Linked DNA regions of Homo sapiens: region 1 is linked to region 2. A link is an interaction called in ENCODE POLR2A ChIA-PET data of the cell type or tissue named here. Cell type or tissue: PC-9. All regions are shown on one strand. Each heading gives the region's core, and the rest is flanking DNA. Links, peaks and the distances in the headings are about the cores only.

Region 1 (10,536 bases), core at 1,071-9,070, 71 kb before region 2:
GACAGAGCGAGACTCCGTCTCAAAAAAAAAAAAAAAAAAGTAGCCAGATGCGGTGGCTCACACCTGTAATCCTAGCACTTTGGGAGGCCAAGGCGGACGGATTACCTGAGGTCAGCTTGGCCAACATGGTGAAAACCAGTCTCTACTAAAAATACAAAAAATTAGCCAGGCGTTGTGGTGGGCACCTGTAATCCCAGCTACTTGGGAGGCTGAGGCAGGAGAATCGCTTGAACCCAGGAGGCGGAGGTTGCGGTGAGATTGCACCACTGCACTCCAGCCTGGGCGACAGAGTGAGACTTTGTCTCAAAAAATAATAATAATAAAATAAAACAAAAATAAAAAAGTAAAAAAAAAATACATAGGAAAGATACATAGGGTTACAGAGGAAACCAATGATTGTGAAATACAGTTCTATCAAAATTTTTAAAAACAACTTTGTAATTTGGCAACACACATGCTTCTTTATTAAGGCATTAATTAGGGAGTTCTCGCAGTGGGTCTAAGCACTATCATAATGTTGAAGCAGTGGTGAGCATAAATTATGCTATTTTGAGAGATCTGCAACAGTGGTAATGTGATAGGAGGAAAGTATCTGTGATTAAATTGGTGACAGTCACAGGTTTTGCTAATACTAATGTGGTCTGTTGACAACATGCATAACTGGAAGGAAATGTCAAACGTCAGCTTGAGAACAAGAAAAGCTGTCGTTTTTTTCTTGGCTATCTCAGTTCTTGGGCTCCTTGCAGGGTCTTCCACTGACCTCAGGCCAAGAACCCCTGCCCTTCACAGAGTTTTGTGGAAGACTACACCCATGAACTAGAAATTGCTGTTCTGAGAAGCAAGGGCTGTGTGGTCAGATCAGGGTGAGAAAGGCTGTAACCTTGGCTCCTGGGCGAGACCCACAACATCTGCTGCTATTTGAAAGCCTTAGAGGAGGCTGACTGTGTAAAGAAGACGGATTCTGCTTTGCCCCAGAGGTTCCCAAGTTTTTTTTCTGACCACAGAACTTTTTTGTCTTGGAACCCATCTTAACCATCTCTCTTCTCGGGAATGAAAAGCCCAGTCTCTGTTGCGTTTGCCCAGGATTCAGGGTAGGCCACTCCTCCTGGGCACTGCGTTCTCCACATCCCTCTAACGCACAGGCCACAAAGCCAGACCACAGGCTCGTGTGACTTGGCTCCTGTCATGTTTCATAAAAATGAATTAATTCTCACGCCTGTAATCCCAGCACTTTGGGAGGCCAAGGTGAGTGGATCACCTGAGGTCAGGAGTTCGGGACCAGCCTGGCCAACATGGCGAAATTCCGTCTCTACTAAAAATACAAAATTAGCTGGGCGTGGTGGCGTATGCCTGTACTCCCAGCTACTCTGGAGGCTGAGGCAGGAGAATCACTTGAACCCAGGAGGCGGAGGTTGCAGTTAGCCGAGATTGCACCAGCCTGGGCAACAAGAGTGAAACTGCATCTCCAAAAAAAAAAAAAAGAATTGCCCATATATTTGAAAGTCAAGAGGCTGGGCATGGTAGTTGCCTGTACTCCCAGCATCATGGTGGGTGCCTGTACTCCCAGCACTTTGGGAGGCCAAGGCAGGAAGATCACTTGAGCCCAGGAGTTCAAAACCAGCCTGGGCAACATAGTGAGACCCAATTTCTACCAAAAAAAAAAAAAAAGAGAGAGAGAGAGAGCAAGAGAGACAGGCATGGTGGCATGTGCCTGTGGCCCCAACTACTTGGGTAGGCTGAGGTGGGAGGATCACTTGAGCCCGGGAGGTTGAGGCTGCAATGAGCTATGATCACACCACTGTACTCCAGCCTGGGCAACAGAGCAAGAACCTATCTTAAAAAACAAAAAGAAAAAGAAAAAGTCAAGAGATTTCATAGGAAGATAACCTGAATTTCTAGCTCTTCCTGCAAAACTGGAAGATCTGGCCACATGCAGCTGGAGCTGTAGATGGTCCAGGTGCCAATAGTTGGGCTGTTTGCCACAGTCCCCACCATACCTTATTGTGTTCCATCTTATTTTATTAACTGGTCTACAGAAGCTCCAGCACAGCACAGCCTGCGGTCACTCGTTTGTGGGTTTTTTTTTGTTTTTTTTTTTTTTTTTGAGTTTGGCTCTTGTCGCCCAGGCTGGAGTGTAATGGCACGATCCTGGCTCACTGAAACCTCTGCCTCCCAGGTTCAAGCGATTCTCCTGCCTCAGCCTCCAGAGTAGCTGGGATTACAGGCGCGCACCACCACACCTGGCTAATTTTTGTATTTTTAGTAGAGACGGTTTCATCATGTTGGCCAGGATGGTCTTGCACTCCTGACAGGTGATCCGCCCACCTCAGCCTCCTAAAGTGCTGGGATTACAGGTGTGAGCCACCTCGCCCAGCCTCAGTAACTATTGTTTTAAGGCTGTTGATAGAGAATGATTGCAACAGCTTGGTGGGAAGTGGGTAGGGTATACGGGGGGGATGAGGAGGGGTGAGTAGGAGGGAAATGGTGGGAAGGTAGGTGTTGGCAGTGCAGGCCTCCCTTGATGCAGGTGCCCACCTTGGGATGGGAAGAGGTGGACATCTGTGTGCCTGCCCTTCTCCCCTGCAGATGTTTATCATTGACAAGGTGGATGGGGACATCTGCCTCCTGAATGAGTTCTCCATCACCGGCTCCACTTACGCTCCAGAGGGAGAGGTGTAAGTCACCCAGGCATCTTCTCCCCAGCTCCTCACGCCCCTTCCCACACCCCCTTTCTCCCTGGGGCCCTCCATGTGGTTTTGCTCTCCTTTCACTCTCCTCTTCCTCCCCGACCTTGTTCTCTCTCCTGATATCCGAGTTGGCTCTCCCCACTGTCCTTCCTTACCCTCTGCTGCCTGCTCTTCCTGTGCCCTCTCTGCATCTCATTCCCTGTTCTTCTCCACTGTCTCTGTCCCTTCCTCCCCTGACCCTGCTGCCAGCTTGAAGAATGATAAGCCAGTCCGGCCAGGGCAGTATGACGGGCTGGTGGAGCTGGCCACCATCTGTGCCCTCTGCAATGACTCCTCCTTGGACTTCAACGAGGTAACCTCTCCTTCCCCTTCCAGTTGGCTCAGAGTCTGGGCCTCCTCCGAAGGCCAGGAGGAAAGGGTTGGAGGAAGGGGACCCAGTACACCCAGCCCTCTGCCAGGGTGCAAGGGAGGCAGTGGTTTGCTTCCTTCTTACGCTAGGTGGAAGGAGGGTATGACAGGTAGGAGCCTGGGGCACCGACTTCCTCTTCCTCCTCTGCCCATCTCAGGCCAAAGGTGTCTATGAGAAGGTCGGCGAGGCCACCGAGACAGCACTCACCACCCTGGTGGAGAAGATGAATGTGTTCAACACGGATGTGAGAAGCCTCTCGAAGGTGGAGAGAGCCAACGCCTGCAACTCGGTGAGCCTGCGGAGCCCCTGCCACAGGGCCGTCTCCACTCTATGCTGCATAGACTAGAGGAAGGCAGAGGCCCTGGTTGGGCAGAGCCTAGTGCCTGTGCTGGGACCCCACCCAGGCAGCAGACAGCCCCTGCAGCTTCTCCACAGGCTGATGTGGGTGGGACCCATTGTCCCTGGGGCTGCCTGGCGGCCATGCCCTTGATGAATCTATGATCACTTCTGCCCGCTGTGTCCTGATTTGAAGTGGACAAAGCTGGACACGGAAACCACAAGGGACCCATCCAGGAGCAGCCCCAACTTCATCTGTTATTCCTTTGTTTCTAGAAGCACACTTGTTTTCAGCAGATGATGAGTCCTGACTTAGGATTTGGGAAATGTGGCTACTGCACCTATAGGGAAAGCCTTTCCTTGCCCAGATGAACCCGGCCACTTCTAGGACTGTCACTCCCAGTTATTGCTATTGATACTTGCTGAACGTCTCCATTAAGCACTTCTCTCTGGGGAATTATATTCCCCACATTTCTCTCTTTCTCTCTTTTTTTGTATATGCAAAATGCTCATTGCTACTTTATTTAATATAACAAAAAAGCGGGCCAGACACAGAGACTCACGCCTATAGTCCCAGCATTCTGGGAGGCTGAGGTGGGAGGATCACTTGAGCCCAGGAGTTTAAGACCGGCCTGGGCAACATAGTGAGACCCGCATCTCTACAAAAAAAAACGAAAACAAAAACAAAGAAAGAAAGAAAAAAAAAAGAAAAAAATTAGTTGGGTGTGGTGGTGCAAAACTGTACTCTAGCTACTAGGAAGGCTAAGGTGTGAGGACTGCTGGAGCCCAGGAGGTCAAGGCTGCAGCAAGCAGTGATTGCACCACTGCACTCCAGCCTGGGCAACAGAGGGAGACCCTGTCTCCAAAATAAACAAACTGAAAGCAACTTAAATACCTGTCAATAGAGGACTAATTTTTAAAATTTATAAATGATAATGCAAACATAAATTTTTATTTATTTATTTTTGAGATGGGGTCTTGGCCTGTCGCCCAGGCTGGAGTGCAATGGCTATTCATAGGTGTGATCACAGCGCACTGCAGCCTTGAACTCCTGGGCTCAAACCATCCTCCTGCCTCAGCCTTCCAAGTAGATGAAGCTACAGGCATGCACCACTTTTCCTGGCTACTGATGTTTTGTTCTTTTTATTTTTGTTTTATTTTTTGGAGAAGTATCCATGATACATTTGGTGAAAAAGGCTTTCATTCTTTTTGTTTGTTTGTTTGTTTGTTTGTTTGTCTGTCTGTTTTGAGAGTCTTGCGGTGTCACACATTCTGGAGTACAGTGGCATGATCTCAGCTCACCACAACCTCCGCCTCCTGGGTTCAAGCAATTCTCCTGCCTCAGCCTCCCTAGTAGCTGGGATTACAGATGCAAGCCACAATGCCCAGCTAACTTTCTGTATTTTTAGTAGAGACGAGTTTTTTTTTTTGAGACGGAGTCTCTCTGCTTTGCCCAGGCTGAAGTGCAGTGGGGCCATCTCGGCTCACTGCAACCTCCGCCTCCTGGGTTCAAGCAATTCTCTTGCCTCGGCCTCCTGAATAGCTGAGATTACAGGCATGTGCCACAACGCCCAACTAATTTTTGTATTTTTAGTAGAGATGGGGTTTCCCCATGTTGGTCAGGCTGGTCTTGAACTCTTGACCTCGTGATCTGCCTGCCTCGGCCTCCCAAAGTGCTGGGATTACAGGCGTGAGCCACTGCGCCTGGCCTTCATTTTTTTTTTTTTTTTTTTTGAGACAGAGTTTTGCTCTTGTTGCCCAGGCTGGAGTGCAATGGTGTGATCCTGGGTTCAAGTGATTGTCCTGCCTCAGCCTCCCGAGTAGCTAGAATTACAGGCACGTGCCACCACGCCTGGCTGATTTTGTATTTTTAGTAGAGACGGGGTTTCTCCATGTTGGTTAAGCTGGTCTACTACTAAAAAATACAAAAATTAGCTGGACATGGTGGCGTGTGCCTGTAATCCCAGCTACTTGGGGGGCTGAGGCAGGAGAATGGCTTGAACCTGGGAGGCAGAGGTGGTAGTGAGCCAAGACTGCACCACTGCCCTCCAGCCTAAGCAACAGAGCAAGACTCCATCTCAATATAAATAAATAAAAATTAATTCAAATTAAATAATATACAGAGTACCTCCAATGCTCCACAGCAATTGCTCAGTTGCACCAATTGTACAGTGCAGATCACATAACATTTCTATCATTACTAAAAGTTATAGGGCCAGGTGTGGTGGTTCATGCCTGTAATCCCAATGCTTTAGGAGGCCAAGGCAAGAGGATTGCTTGAGGCCACGAGTGAGACCAGGCTGGACAACACAGGGAGACTCTATCTCTAAAACATTTTTTTAAAATTAGCCTGGAGTGGTGGCATACACCTGTGGTCCCAGCTACTCAGCTGGCTGGGAGGCTGAGGCAGGAGGATTGCCAGAGCCAAGGCTACAGTGGGCTATGATCACGTCATTGTACTTCAGCCTAGGAGACAGCGCAAGACTCTGTCTCTAAAGAAAAAAATAAGTAAATAAAAATAAATAAACAAACAATGAAAGTTTTTTTTTCTTTTTTCTGAGACGGAGTCTCGCTTTGTCGCCCAGGCTGGAGTACAATGGTGCGATCTTGGCTCACTGCAATCTCTGCCCAGCTAATTTTTGTATTTTTAGTAGAGACAGGGTTTCACCATGTTGGCCAGGCTGGTCTCGAACTCCTGACCTCAAGTGATTCACCCGCCTCAGCCTCCTGAAGTGCTGGGATTACAGGCATGAGCCACCGCGCCTGGCCAATAATGAAAGTTCTGTGGGACAGTGCCACAATAGGCCATCCTTTTCTTCTGTGCTTTAACCTAGGACCCTGAAGCACTGTGGCAACACTAGCCTTGGGATTTTCTCCTTTTGTGCTATAGGGACCAGACTTAGTGTTAGTCTCAGCCTTAGCTTGGGGTCTGCTCTGACCTCCAGATTCTTTTTGACCATTTTAAGAGGACTGGTCTCCCCTCCCTGTCTCCTCTCCAGGTGATCCGCCAGCTAATGAAGAAGGAATTCACCCTGGAGTTCTCCCGAGACAGAAAGTCCATGTCTGTCTATTGCTCCCCAGCCAAATCTTCCCGGGCTGCTGTGGGCAACAAGATGTTTGTCAAGGTCAGAAATCGGAATGTGCCTCAGCCCCCTCTTCTTCCTACTCCTAGCCACCTGTCACTGCCCTGGAAGGAAAGTGGTGGTCTCTGAATGCTGTTCTGGTCTCCTAGGGTGCCCCTGAGGGCGTCATCGACCGCTGTAACTATGTGCGAGTTGGCACCACCCGGGTGCCACTGACGGGGCCGGTGAAGGAAAAGATCATGGCGGTGATCAAGGAGTGGGGCACTGGCCGGGACACCCTGCGCTGCTTGGCCCTGGCCACCCGGGACACCCCCCCGAAGCGAGAGGAAATGGTCCTGGATGACTCTGCCAGGTTCCTGGAGTATGAGGTAAGCAGCTGGGAGCCTCCCACTGTCGTGGAGCTGGTGAAGGGCCGGGTCCCAGCCATCCACTCACAGCTCCACCACCCGGATCATTTCCTACCTCGTCAGTCAAGTTGATGGCTCCTTAGTACAGGCCATGGAATCACAGGACAGTAGAGTTTCAGAGAACCTTGGGAGGCCGGGTGCAGTGACTCACACCTGTAATCTCAGCACTTTGGGAAGCTGAGATGGGAAAAGCGCTTGAGCCCAGGAGTTCAAGACCAGCCTGGGCAATGAAGTGAGAACCCCATCTCTATTAAAAAAAAAATTTTTTTAATTACCTGGTTAAATTCATAGGGGTCTGGGTAAAAAGTAAAATACATTTTTAAAAATGTTAAAAGAAAAGAGATGAACTGGACATGGTGACACACACCTGTAGACCCAGCTACTGGGGAGCCTGAGGTGGGAGGATCACTTGAACCTAGGAGTTGGAGGCTGCAGTGAGCCATGATCCCACCACTGCACTCCAGCCTGCATGACAAGCAAGGCCCTGTCTCTAAAAACAAAAAACAAAAACACACACACACACACACAAAAGAGAGAAAGAATGAACCTTGGGAATCATCTAGCAAATGTGATCTGTGGTTGGTAACAAGGTGAGCCACTTGAACCAGAACAGGAGCCAATGCCACTCAGCACATAGGGGAGTTCAGCTGTTGTGTTTTCTGTAGCAAGACTGTCTCGAGACAGTTGATCTGTGTTCTGGCAAAGACTCCTTACTTCTACTAGACCAGCGCCAGAATGGCACCACAGTCCCTCCTTTCATTTTGTACAGAGGATTTCTTCTAAGTTGTGGGTCACGTAGTGGCACTGCCAAAAGCAGAAAGCAGTACCTCACTTCCAGTTCACGTTCTTTCTATGAAACACACATTTTGGCTGGGCATGGTGGCTCCCATCTGTAATCCCAGCATTTTGGGAGGCCAAGGCAGGCAGATCACAAGGTCAGGAGTTTGAGACCAGCCTGGCCAATATGGTGAAACTCCATCTCTACTAAAAATACAAAAATTAGCTGGGCTTGGTGGTGGGCACCTGTAATCCCAGCTACTCTGGAGGCTGAGGCAGGAGAATCGCTTGAACCTGGGAGGCGGAGGTTGCAGTGAGCAGAGATCGTGCCACTGCACTCCAGCCTGGGCAACAGAGCGAGACTCCATCCCCTGCGCCCGCCCCCCCCCCCCCGAAAAAGACACAATTTGGGGCCACGTGTCAGGGCTCACACCTATAATGCCAGCACTTTGGGAGGCCAAGCCTGGCAGATCACTTGAGGTTAGGAGTTTGAGACCAACCTGGCCAACATGGTAAAACCAAGTCTCTACTAAAATAAAAAAATTAGCCAGGCGTGGTGGTGCGCCCTTATAATCCCAGCTACTCAGGAGGCTGAGGCGGAGAATCGCTTCAACTTGGGAGGTGGAGGTTGCAGTGAGCTGAGATCATGCCATTGCCACTGCACTCCAGCGTGGGTGACAGAGCAAGAGTCCATCTCAAAAAACAAAACAAAAACAAAAACAAAAAAAAGGAAAGACACGATTTGGGCTGGGCGTGGTAGCTTATGCCTGTAATCGCAGCACATTGGGAGGCCGAGGCTGGAGGATCTGTTGAGCCCAGGAGTTTGAGACCAGCCTGGGCAACATAGCAAGATCCTTTCTCTACTAAAAATTAAAAAAAAAAAATTAGCTGGACATGTTGGTGCATGCCTGTAGTCCCAGCTACTTGGGAGGGTGAGGTAGGAGGATCGCTTGAGCCTGGTAGATTGAGGCTGCAGTGAGCTATGATCGCACCGTTGTACCACTGCACTCCAGCCTGGGTGACAGAGCAATACCCTGTCTCAAAAAAAAAAAGATACGATCTGACCCATGATGGGCCTGGCACCATCAGCACCTGCAGGTGCTTAGATGAATGAGATGTTTCCTGCCTCTGAGCTTCCAAGGCCCCACTGAGGTCTGACACCAGGCCCTGAGGCGGCAAGCCCAGGGTTCAGGCTTCCCACCCCTCCCCACCACTTCCTGACCTTTCACCCCATCCCCACCCCCCACCAGCTTCCTCCAGGGGAGTTTTCCAGATCCCCACCTGACCTGTGGCTCTCTGCTGTATCTCCCCAGACGGACCTGACATTCGTGGGTGTAGTGGGCATGCTGGACCCTCCGCGCAAGGAGGTCACGGGCTCCATCCAGCTGTGCCGTGACGCCGGGATCCGGGTGATCATGATCACTGGGGACAACAAGGGCACAGCCATTGCCATCTGCCGGCGAATTGGCATCTTTGGGGAGAACGAGGAGGTGGCCGATCGCGCCTACACGGGCCGAGAGTTCGACGACCTGCCCCTGGCTGAACAGCGGGAAGCCTGCCGACGTGCCTGCTGCTTCGCCCGTGTGGAGCCCTCGCACAAGTCCAAGATTGTGGAGTACCTGCAGTCCTACGATGAGATCACAGCCATGGTGAGAGGGCCCAGGCAGCTGCAGCCTTAGTGTCCACGGAGATGACCAGATGACTGTGCTGGGGAGAGTGGGGCCCAGGGCCAGAGGGCCCTGGTAAGATGCAAGAAGGGTGGGGATTCAGACCCCAAGGAAGAGTCTGAAGGAGGATTTGTGGGCTGGGCCTGGCACTTTGGGAGGCTGAGGTGGGCGGATCACTTGAGCAGGAGTTCGAGACCAGCCTGGGCAACATAGCAAGACCTCATCTCTACTAAAACAAAACTTTAAAAATAAATTTAGCCTCACAGTGGCACATATTTGTGGTCCTAGCTACTTGGGAGCCTGAGGTGGATCACTTGAGCACAGTTTGAGGGTGCAGAAAGTTATGACTGCACCACTGCACTTCAGCCTGGGCAATAGAGTGAGACCCTGTCTCAAAAAAAAAAAAAAAAAAAAAAGGTGGGCGGAGGGGCTCATGCCTGTAATCCCAGAACTTAAGGAGACTGAGGCAGGCAGATCACCTGAGGTCAAGAGTTTGAGACCAGCCTGGACAACATGGCAAGACCCCATCTCTACCAAAAAATACAAAAATTGGCCGTGCGTGGTGGCACATGCCTGTAGTCCCAGTTACTCAGGAGGCTGAGACAGAAGAACTGCTTGAACCTGGGAGGCGGAGGTTGCAGTGAGCTGAGATTGCGCCACTGCATTCCAGCCTGGGCGACAGAGTGAGACTCCGTCTCAAAAAAAAAAGTGTGCCGATCTTTGTTCTAAACTGAGTTTTTGGCCAAGTGTGGTGGCACATGCCTGTAATCCCAACACTTTGGGAGGCTGAGGCAGGAGGATTGCTTGAGCCCAGGAGTTCAAGACCAGCCTGGGCAACAGAGTGAGACCTCATCCCTAAAATAAAACCTTTTTTAAAAAGGAGGGATGTGTGAAGGTGCCCTAAGCCCACCTTCTCCTCCTCCCTCAGACAGGTGATGGCGTCAATGACGCCCCTGCCCTGAAGAAGGCTGAGATTGGCATTGCCATGGGATCTGGCACTGCCGTGGCCAAGACTGCCTCTGAGATGGTGCTGGCTGACGACAACTTCTCCACCATCGTAGCTGCTGTGGAGGAGGGCCGCGCCATCTACAACAACATGAAGCAGTTCATCCGCTACCTCATTTCCTCCAACGTGGGCGAGGTGGTCTGGTGAGCAGCTGGGTGGGCGTC
Region 2 (10,536 bases), core at 1,732-9,731:
TTTTGTATTTTGGCTGTTGTAACAAAGTACCACAAGTTGGGTGGCTTAAAACAACATAAATTTATTCTCTCATTGTTCTGGAGGGTAGAAGTCTGAAATCAAGGTGTTAGCAGAGCAAGTGTCTCTGAAGATATGGGGGAAGAAAACAAACTCAGGATTTTTTTCTTTTCTTTTGAAAAAAACAAAAAAGAGACAGGGCCAGACGTGGTGGCTCACGCCTGTAATCCCAGCACTTTGGGAGGCTGAGGTGGGCGGATCACGAGGTCAGGAGTTCAAGACCAGTCTGATCAACATGGTGAAACCCTGTCTCTACTAAAAATACAAAAAATTAGCCGGGCATGGTGGCATGCGCCTATAGTCCCAGCTACTCAGGAGGCTGAGGCAGAAGAATCGCTTGAACCTGGGAGGCGGAGGTTGCAGTGAGCCAAGATCAAGCCACTGCACTCCAGCCTGGGCGACAGAGCTAGACTTCGTCTCAAAAAAAAAAAAAAAAAAAAAAAAGACAGGGTCTTGCTCTGTTGCCCAGGCTGGAGTGCAGTGGTGCGATCTTGGCTTACCACAGCCTCAAACTCCTGGGCTCAAGCGATCCTTCTACCTCAGCCTCCTGAGTAGTTGGGACTACAGGTGTGTGCCACTACCCTTGGCTAATTTTTTAATTTTTTTTGTGTAGACGGGGTCTCACTATGTTGCCCAGGCTGGACTCAAACTCCTGGGCTCAACTGATCCTCCCACCTCTGCCTCCCAGAGTGTTGGGATTACAGGCATGAGCCACTGCACCTCGCCCCCTCCTTGGGTTTAATTTGCTAGAGCAGCTTACAGAACTCAGGGAGACACTTACTTTCATTTACTGGTTTATTATAAAGGATGTTACAAAGGATACAGATGAAGAGATGTGTAGGGCACAGCATGGGAAAAGGGCGCAGAGCTTCCATAGCTTCCCTGGGCACCATTCTCCAGGAATCACCACATGTTCAACTATTGGGAAGTTCTCCAAACCCTGTCCTCTGGATTTTTATGGAAGCTTTGTTATATAGGCATGACTGATTAAACCATGGGCTATTGGTGGTGACTCAACCTTCACTCTCTCCCTCCTTCTTGGAGGTTGAGGGGTGGGGAAAAAGTCCCAACTGTCTTATCCTACCTTGGTCTTTCTAGTGACCAGCACCATTCCTGAAGCTCTCTAGGGGCTGCCAGCCACCAGTCAACTCATTAGCATGCAAAAAGATACTTAACTCTTTCCCAGGGATTTTAGGAATTTTATACCAGGAAACATACAAAGACCAAATATATATTTGACAACATCACGCAGTCCCTCAGGGTCTCTTCATGGAATCTGCCCTGTCTCCTCCTGGCTCCTGCTGGCGGCCCACAGTCCTTGGCATTCTTGGCTTGCAGGTGCACTCCATTCTGCCTCTGTCATCACGTGTGTTCTCCCCTCATGTCTGTTTCTGTGTCTGTTCCATAAGCATACCAGTCCCAGGCTGGGTGCGGGGGCTCACGCCTGTCATCCCAGCACTTTGGGAGGCCAAAGTGGGTGGCTTATCTGAACTCAGGAAGTTTGAGACCAGCTTGGGCAACAGAGAAACTGTCTCTACCAAAAATACAAAAACTTAGCTGGGTGTGGTGGCCTGTGCCTGTAGTTGCAGCTACTCAGGAGGCTGAGGCAGGAGAATTGCTTGAACCCAGGAGGCAGAGGTTGCAGTGAGTTGTCTACCAGTCCCACGGCATTAGCACTCGTCCCAATCCAGTACAACCTCAACTTGATTGCATCTGCAAAGGCCCCGTCTCCAAATCACATCACATTCACACTTAACAGGGGTTAAGACCACAAGGTGTCTTCTCTGGGGAACATAACCTGTAACATTTTTCTAAGGTCACATATCTAATAGGTGGGAGAGCCTGGCCTCCAGCTCGACTCATCCTCACTCTAGAATCTGGGCTCTCTTAGTCATTGGTACACACTTCTGTTTCATAGGGAAGGAGGCTGAGGCTAGGAGGACTTGCCTGACTTAGAGCCTATACCCCTAAGCCTTGGGCTCGTGGCCCCCGTCCTCTACCTGAGCAACTTGGAGCCCAGAGGGATGACAGGATTCGTCCCAGCTCCCAGAGAGGAGCCTGGCTGGGCTGGCTTCTTTGTCCTCTCTCCTTTCCCCGCATGGGGCCCTGACTTTATTGTTTCCGCCCCTGCCGCCATCCTCCCTGTCCCAAGTTCCTCGTCTATCCCTACGGGATCCCCGCCCCCTTTCATGTTCTGACGTCCATTTTCTTTTGTCTCCATCCAGGATTCCCCTCTAAAGACCCTCATGTCCCACTATGAGGAGGCCATGGGACTGTCGGGACGGAAGCTCTCCTTCTTCTTTGATGGGACAAAGCTTTCAGGCAGGGAGCTGCCAGCTGACCTGGGCATGGAATCTGGGGACCTCATTGAGGTCTGGGGCTGACACCCCACTCCCTGTTTGACGGCCCAGCCTGGACTTGGGGAGAATGACTTTCCCTTTTTTGCCCCATAAGGGCTAGCATAAGCTGAGGTAGAACTTATCTTTAAGCTGCAGCAAAATCAAGGAGTGACTTTTGTCCCCTCTCCTGTTGACCCTGGTTTAGAGCCGTTAACCACTTGGTGAGTTATGTGGGTGTTGTTGCCCTGGGTGGCCTGTGGCTCCGTCCACAAGTCATGCTGAGTTTTGCAGCCTCTGTGACTTGGAGATGTCCCTTCACCCCTCCCCTTTCACCACCATCCTCTTTTCCTCATGGAAATGTCTGCTTTATGAAACTATGCACATATTGAAAGTGAGTTGAAACAAATGAGGGTTGGGTAGGAGCTTCCAGGCCTGGGATTTACACCACGCCTAGCCCAGCAGAGGCCTTAGTCCCATTTGGGGCTTGGGAGTGACATTTGCTTGAGGCTTATACACTGGTGTGGTTGCCTGGCTTGCAGGAAATGACCAAGCTCACACATGCTGGCTGAAGCGTAAGCAGACAACTGAGGTACTCTTTTGAAGGATGAAGGTGGTGGATTCTCAGCCCTGGGGGTCTTCCTCACCTGAGGACCCTTCAGAGCCACCCTTTCTAGTTTGCATTTCCTGGTGCACACATTTAAGGCATAACAGCACATTCATCCCTTTGGTTTGGGATCTCAGGAATACAGTCCCATGCAAAGATTCTCTGGTTTTATGGCTTTTTTCCCTTTCTTTACACCATCCTCTCCCATAAGCACCCATGTCTTTGAATATGAATGTATTTGTAAAATACCACGTTTCATGTGTGAATATGTGCTTTTACTGTACATAGTGCTATTGTGCAATAGGTCTTATGCTGTTTTCACTCAATGTGTGCTAAGATCTAGCCCCATTGACTCTTCTAGAAATGCAGTATTGCTTTGACCTGCCATGTGGCACTCCACAATGTCAATTGCAGTTTACACACATTGCCTAAAGTGGGGGACACCTGGGTGCCCCTGACCCCTTGGCACCGGATACAGGCCACGATAAACATCCTTTCGTGTGTTCCCTTCTGTGCTTGTGTGGCATGTGTACCCAGGATGGGCCTATAGGTCACAGAGGTCAGTTTCTCTTTGGTTTTCCAGATTTTCTTTAGAACGGTGACTGACCCTCCTACTTGAGGCCGCCCTTTTCTCCTTATCCTTGCCAGCACTTGTATTGCCAGACTACCTAATTTTTGCCAGTCTCATGGGTAGATAGTGGTGCAGTGCTTTAACATACATTCATCTGATCAGCATTAATTTGGGGAATTTTTTCACTTAGCCTTTCTGGTTTCCCTTCCTGTGCATTGCCCATTTTCTCATGGAGTTTCTTATCTTTTTTGGTTTATTCTCAGGAGTTGCTTGTACATTCTTGGGCAATTGCAGATAATTCCAAGAATGCATATTTGGGCTGGGTATGGAGGTTCACTGGTAATCCCAGCACTTTGGGAGGCCCAGGCAGAAGGATCGCTGCAGCCCAGGAGTTCGAGACTAGCCTGGGCAACATAGCGAGACCTCGTCTCTACAAAAAAAAATTAAAAAGGGGGCTTTGGGAGGCCAAGGCGGGCAGATCATGAGGGCAGGAGATTGAGACCCTCCTGGCCAACATGGTGAAACCCCGTCTCTACTAAAATACAAAAAATTAGCTGGGCATGGTGGCGCACACCTGTAGTCCCAGCTACTCTGGAGGCTGAGGCAGGGGAATCGCTTAAACCCAGGAGGCGGAGATTGCAGTGAGCCAAGGTTCCACCACTGCACTCCAGCCTGGCGACAGAGCAAGGCTCCACTCAAAAAAAAGATTTAAAGGGGAAAAAATTGAAATTTTCTTTGTATCTAGGGGTATCCGTCACTGAACAGAAATTCTTAATTTTGGCTAGGCGTGATGGCTCAGGTCTGTAATCCCAGCACTTTCGGTGGCCGGGGTGGGTGGATCACTTGAGGCCAGGAGTTCAAGACCACCCTGACCAACTTGGTGAAATCCCATCTCTACTAAAAATACAAAAATTAGCTGGGTGCAGTGGCGCATGCTTGTAATCCCAGCTACTCAGGAGGCAGAGGCAGGAGAATCACTTGAACCCGGGAGGTGGAGGCTGCAGTGAACAGAGACAGTGCCACTGCACATCAGCCTGAGTGACAGAGAGACTTTGTCTCAAAAAAAAAAGAAAATTTTAATTTTAATGTAGACAGTATGAATTATCTTGTTCTGCAGTTGGTTGCTTTTTGATTGCTTATTTAATAGAGTTGTTAAGATATTTTACATCTTCTCCTGTTAGCTGTTCAGCTTTTCCTTTCATATTGAGAACACTACACAGTGCTGAAGTCCAGCTGGTACACACCGGGGTGACACCTTGGCTGCATCTGTTCTCAACAGTCAGACACTTCTTCTAATTGGTTGATGCTGGGCTGTACTGGTTGCTAAATATTGCACATCATTTTAAAACTATTTGAGATGCACTTTTGTACTCAGGAGGCCAAGGCAGGAGGATTGCTTGAGCCCAGGAGTTTGAGACCAGCCTGGGCAACACAGCGAGACCTTGTCTCTTAAAAAAAAAAAAAAAAAAAAATGAGAGAAATCGGCTGGGCATGGTTTCTCATGCCTGTAATCCCAGAACTTTGGGAGGCTGAGGCAGGTGGATCACCGGAGGTTAGGAATTCAAGACTGAAACCTTGTCTCTACTGAAAATACAAAAAAAAAAAAAAAAAAAAATGAGCTAGGTGTGGTGGCAGGCGCCTGTAATCCCAGTTACTTCGGGAGGCTGAGGCAGGAGAATCGCTTGAACCCAGGAGGCAGAGGTTGCAGTGAGCCAAGATCGCGCCATTGCACTCCAGCCTGGGCGACAAGAGTGGAAACTCTGTCTCAAAAAAAAAAAAAAAAATTCAGTGAAATACACCTTTATATATGAGATCCAAGTTTCACTTTTTGTGATATAATGAGCCAGTTTTCTCAGTAATGTCTACTAAAAAAAAAGCCATTAACCTTTCTCTAATATTTGCATGATTCTAATAAAAGTATGTCAACTTCTTAAAATGTTTTATTGAAATGTGGCATTCCTTTGAATTTTATGACATTAAAATAATCCACGACATGGTACAGCTCTTCACTTTTTCAGCTTTTTAAATGTCCATTAATAAGTTTGAATACGTTAAAATTATATGTTTAACCTCAACAAAATAAATGGCAATATGTTCAACTTGTGTATACTGGAGGATTTTTGTCTTTGTGGCCCTCATGTGACCCCCACTAAGATCCTTGTGACAGAGACAGGAATAAGATCCTTATTCCTTCACATCCATTCTTCCTCCTTCTGTGGTACTAGAACCCATGGTTTTTAGCGAGGCACAGAGACACTCAGAATAAAAACAGTGGCCAGGCATGGGGGCACACACCTGGAATCTACCTAGCACCCTGGGAGGCTGACGTGGGAGGATCGCTTGAACCCAGGAGGTTGAGGTTGCAGTGAGCTATGGTTGTGCCAACCCACTCCAGCCTGGGCAACAATCAAGACCCTGTCTCAAAAAAAAAAAAAAATTAAGACAGTACTTCCTGGCTTCCACTGTAGCTAGATGTAGCCAAGTGCCAATACAGGCTCCTGGGGTGTAAGTGGAATGGGGTATCACTTCCCAGAAGTGTGCATAGCGGGCAGCTTGTCCCCTCTCTTTCACTTGCCTCCTGCCTGCTTACTGGAAGTGGAGCAGCCCTACTGACTTAAGGTGACCTCTGGAACAGAAACCACATGGGCCAGGATGGTGAGGGAAGGCGCCTGGATCACAGCATCCATGTAGCACCTCATTGGCCTGGCAGTGCTGACCTCGGCTTTCACATGAAGGAGGGACTGCTGCCCCTCTTTAAATCACTTATTTTAGGGTTTCTACCACTTATAACCAAACCCAGTTCAAATTCCAGGATGTTGCTATTGCAAGCAATGTAGTGTTCCCTTTGGGGTACCTGTGTGGGATTTTTCTCGGGGGCTTCCATCTGATAGTGGAATCACTGGTCACTAATTCTTGAATACTGTTAGATTGCTAACCAAAGTGCCTGTACATTTTTACATGTCCCCTAGCAAGTGCTGGAAGGTTCCAGTTTCCTCATACCTTCCCCTGACTTAATCTGGGAAGGGTATGGGAAAGACTGCATTTCTTTATCTTTTATGATGAGATTGTTCATCCTTTCACATGTCTAAAAGAATATCTAGGGTGATCTTTCTTTTTCTTTTTCTTTTTCTTTTCTTCTTTTTTTTTTTTTATAGGGTCTTGTTCTATCACCCAGGCTGGAGTGCAGTGGTGTGATCTCGGCTCACTGCAACCTCTGCCTCCGGGGCTCAAGTGATCCTCCCACCTCAGCCTCCTGATTAGCTGGGATCACAGGTGCATGACAGCATGCCCACCTAATTTTTTTGTATCTTTTGTAGAGGTAGGATCTCACTATGTTGCCCAGGCTGATCTTGAACTGCTGAGCTCAAGCAGTCTGCCTGCCTCTGCCTCCCAAAGTGCTGGGATTATAGGTGTGAGCCATCGTTCCCAGCCTTGTTTTGTTTTCTTGAGATAGGGTCTTCTCTGTCACCCAGGCTGGAGTGTAGTGGTGCTATCATAGCTCACTGCAGCCTCGATCTTGTGGACTCAAGCAATCCTCCCGAGTCTCCTGAGTAGCTGGGACTACAGGTGAATGACAACACACCTGCTAATTGTTAAACTTTTGTGTAGAGATGGACTCTCCCTAGGTTTCCCAAGCTGGTCTGGAACTCCTGGCCTCAAGCAATTTTCCTGCCTTGGCCTCCCAAAGTGCTGGGATTACAGGTGTGAACCACTGCAGCTGGCTCTGGATAATCTTCCTCAAACTCTCCTGATTAGAGACCCTTGAAACTTTAATGCTCCTTTACTCAGTGCCACATACCAACCTTGGCTCTTTTCATAACCTTATTCATCCTCAGAGCAATCCTGTGAGGTAGGTGTTCTTATTCCCATTTTACAGAAGAAAAACAGAAGCTTAGGGCTGGGCACAGTGGCTCACGCCTGTAATCCCAGCACTTTGGGAGGCCTAAACGGATGGATCATTTGAGGTCAGAAGTTCAAGACCACCCTGGCCAACATGGTGAGACCCTATCTCTACAAAAAGAAAGAAAAAAAAACCAGGTATGGTGATGCACGCCTGTAGTCCCAGCTACTTGGGAGGCTGAGGCAGGATAATTGCTTGGACCTGGGAGGCAGAGGTTGCAGTGAGCTGAGATCGCACCACTGCACTCCAGCCTGGGCGAGAGAGTGAGACGCTGTCTCAAAAAAAAAAGACAGAAGCTTAGAAAGATGAATGAACGTGCTCTAGACCACAGGGCCTCCCATTGCACAGCCCGGTGTAGATGCAGGTGGGTCTGATGTATGGCTCAGAATTCTCAAGGAGACCAGAGACTCTCGTCAGTGTGCACACAGGTTGTCTGGGGACCTTGTTAGTGTGCAGATGCTGGATCAGCAGCTCAGGTGGGGCGTGAGATGCTGCATTTCCAGCAAGGTCCCAAGTGATGGCAATGTAGCTGATCATACTTGAAGTTGCAACATACCATTTTGCCTTTTTTTCTCTATGCCTTTACTGTCTCCCACCTCCCTACCCCTGTCACCCCCTCCAACTCAGGGTCAGTTCTTCCATAAGGCTCCTCGTAGGACTGGTCACATTGTCTTTTGTGTGTCCCACCTCTGCTTGGAGTCTGGCTTGGTACACCCATCCACGCATCCAGGTTTTGCTTCCCTATGGGACTGTAAGTTCCTTGAAAATAAACTCTTCTTAAAAATCTCTTGGCTGGGCCGCAGTGGCTCATGCCTGTAATCCCAGCACTTCAGGGGGCTGAGGTGGGAGGATCACTTGAGGCCAGGAGTTCCAGACCAGCCTGGGCAATCTAGTGAGACCCCATCTCTACAAACATAAAAAAAATTAGCCAAGTGTGTGGTGCATGCCTGTAGTCCCAGCTACTCAGGAAGGAGGCTGAGGTGGGAGGATTGCTTGAGCCCAGGAGTTCGAGACTGTAGTGAGCTGTGATTGTGCCACTGCACACCAGCCTGGGCAACAGAGCAAGACCCCATCTCAAAAAAGTCTCTTGCTTGGTGTCTGACACCTTGACACAGTAGTATCCTAACAAATGTTTGTTGAATGATTAAACTCCTGTCTCAAAGAATCCCAGCATCATCCATCTCTGCGTGAGCCAGAAAAGCTTCACTCTTGATCCCTTTTCATCCCCCACACCCACTGCATCACCCGTTCAACTTAATAGCCCCAGCTCCCTCCCAAATCAGCTCCCTCTGCCCGTCTCCATGCTGTCCTAGGCCAAGCCACCACTGCCTGCAGCCTAGGCTAGTGCCACAGCCGCTTCACGGGTGGCTGTTTCCCCTCTGGCCTCTCAAATCCATCTTCCATGCTGCAGCCAGAATGATATTTTCTTTGGTTTTTTCTTTGTTTTTTTTTTTTGAGACGGAGTCTCAGTCTGTTGTCCAGGCTGGAGTGCAGTGGCGCGATCTTGGCTCACTGCAACCTCTGCAGTGAGGTTCAAGCGATTCTCCTGCCTCAGCCTCCCAAGTAGTTAGGATTACAGGTGTTCACCACCACGCCTGGCTAATCTTTGTATTTTTAATAGAGACAGGGTTTCCCCATGTTGGCCAGGCTGGTCTCAAACTCCTGAACTCAAGTGATCCTCCTGCCAAAGTGCTGGGATTACAGGCGTGAACCACCACTCCCGGCCTATTGTAGTTTAATTAATATGCCTAAACATTGACTCATTTTAAGCATACAGTTCAGTGAATTTTTTCAAAAAATTATTTATGTAGAGACAGGGTCTTGCTCTGTCACCCAGGCTGGAGTGCAGTGGCGCAATCATAGTTCACTGCAGCCTCAAACTCCTGGCCTCAAACATCTTCCCATTTCAGCCTCCCTAAGTGCTGGAATTACAGGCATGAGCCACCATGCCTGGCCTTCAGTGAGTTTTGGTAGATGTACACGGTTGTGCAAAAGTTTCCTTCTCTTGCCCATGACCCCAGGCAACCACTAATCTGCTTTCTGTCACCTTACTTTTGCCTTCTCTGGATGTTCATATAAATGGAATAACAGTATGCAGTGTTTTGTGTCTGGCTTCTTTTACTTAACACAATGTTTCTGCGTTTGTATCAGTAGTTCTGTTACAGGACAGGGGTCCCGATCCAGACCCCAAGTGAAGGTTCTTGGATCTCGTGCAAGAAAGAATTCAGGGTGAGTCCACAGTGTGAAGTAAAAGCAAGTTTATTAAGAAAGTAAACTGGGCCGGGCACAGTGGCTCACACCTGTAATCCTAGCACTTTGGGAGGCTGAGGTGGGCGGATCACCTGAGGTCAGGAGTTCAAGACCAGCCTGGCCAACATGGCGAAACCCTATCTTTACTAAAAATACAAAAATTAGCTGGGCGAGATGGTTGGGGCCTATAATGTCAGCTACTTGGGAGGCTGAGGCAGGAGACTCACTTGAACCTGGGAGGCAGAGGTTACAGTGAGCTGAGATCATGCCATTGCACTCCAGCCTGGGCTACAGAGTGAGACTCCGTCTCAAAAAAAAAAAAAAAAAAAAGTAAACTGGTGAAAGTACAGCTACTCCATAGACAGAGTAGGACATTCCTGAAAGTAAGAAGGGGAAGGCATCCACCTTATGTACAAGACTCATATATATGGGGAGATGTGCTCTGCTACAAGGGTTTGTGATAAAGGATTTTTTTTTTTTTTTTTTTTGAGATGGAGTCTCGCTCTGTCGCCCAGGCTGGAGTGCTGTGGCACGATCTTGGCTCACTGCAACCTCCGCCTCCTGGGTCCCAATTTAAGCAATTCTCCTGCCTCAGCCTCCTGAGTAGCTGGGATTACAGGAACACGCCACTATGCCCAGCTAATTTTTGTATTTTTAGTAGAGATGGGGTTTCACCATGTTGGCCAGGCTGGCCTTGAACTCCTGACCTCGTGATCCGCCTGCCTTGACCTCCCAAAGTGCTGGGATTACAGGCATAAGCCACTGCGCCCGGCTAATTTTCTTAATTACTATATTTAGCAAGAATCAATATTGT

What was found. ChIA-PET counts read pairs that join two places held together with the same protein. Peaks named below come from ENCODE experiments on the same cell type or tissue, not always from the same donor. Only the 100,000 strongest peaks of a DNase experiment are listed, where the experiment ranks them.
Region 1: POLR2A ChIA-PET joins it to region 2 with 14 read pairs; 4 of 35 experiments call an interaction of 5 or more read pairs at or near these places.

The regions. Positions count from the first base shown.
Region 1 is chr16:28,891,569-28,902,104 of GRCh38, forward strand. It overlaps ATP2A1 (ATPase sarcoplasmic/endoplasmic reticulum Ca2+ transporting 1), which reads left to right. Exons shown (of 23, transcript NM_004320.6): 10 at 2,587-2,675; 11 at 2,937-3,039; 12 at 3,254-3,385; 13 at 6,432-6,557; 14 at 6,665-6,883; 15 at 9,013-9,348; 16 at 10,295-10,515. Among named protein-coding and RNA genes, the nearest start is that of ATP2A1-AS1, 17 kb to the left of the region's middle. In PC-9, for the core only: no CTCF peak of the experiment used is centred there; no DNase peak of the experiment used is centred there.
Region 2 is chr16:28,961,423-28,971,958 of GRCh38, forward strand. NFATC2IP (nuclear factor of activated T cells 2 interacting protein) reads left to right here. Exons shown (of 8, transcript NM_032815.4): 8 at 2,283-5,670. The coding sequence ends at 2,441. NFATC2IP-AS1 (NFATC2IP antisense RNA 1) reads right to left here and starts at 5,022. Exons shown (of 2, transcript NR_186408.1): 1 at 4,994-5,022. RefSeq lists a silencer at 885-1,093. In PC-9, for the core only: no CTCF peak of the experiment used is centred there; no DNase peak of the experiment used is centred there.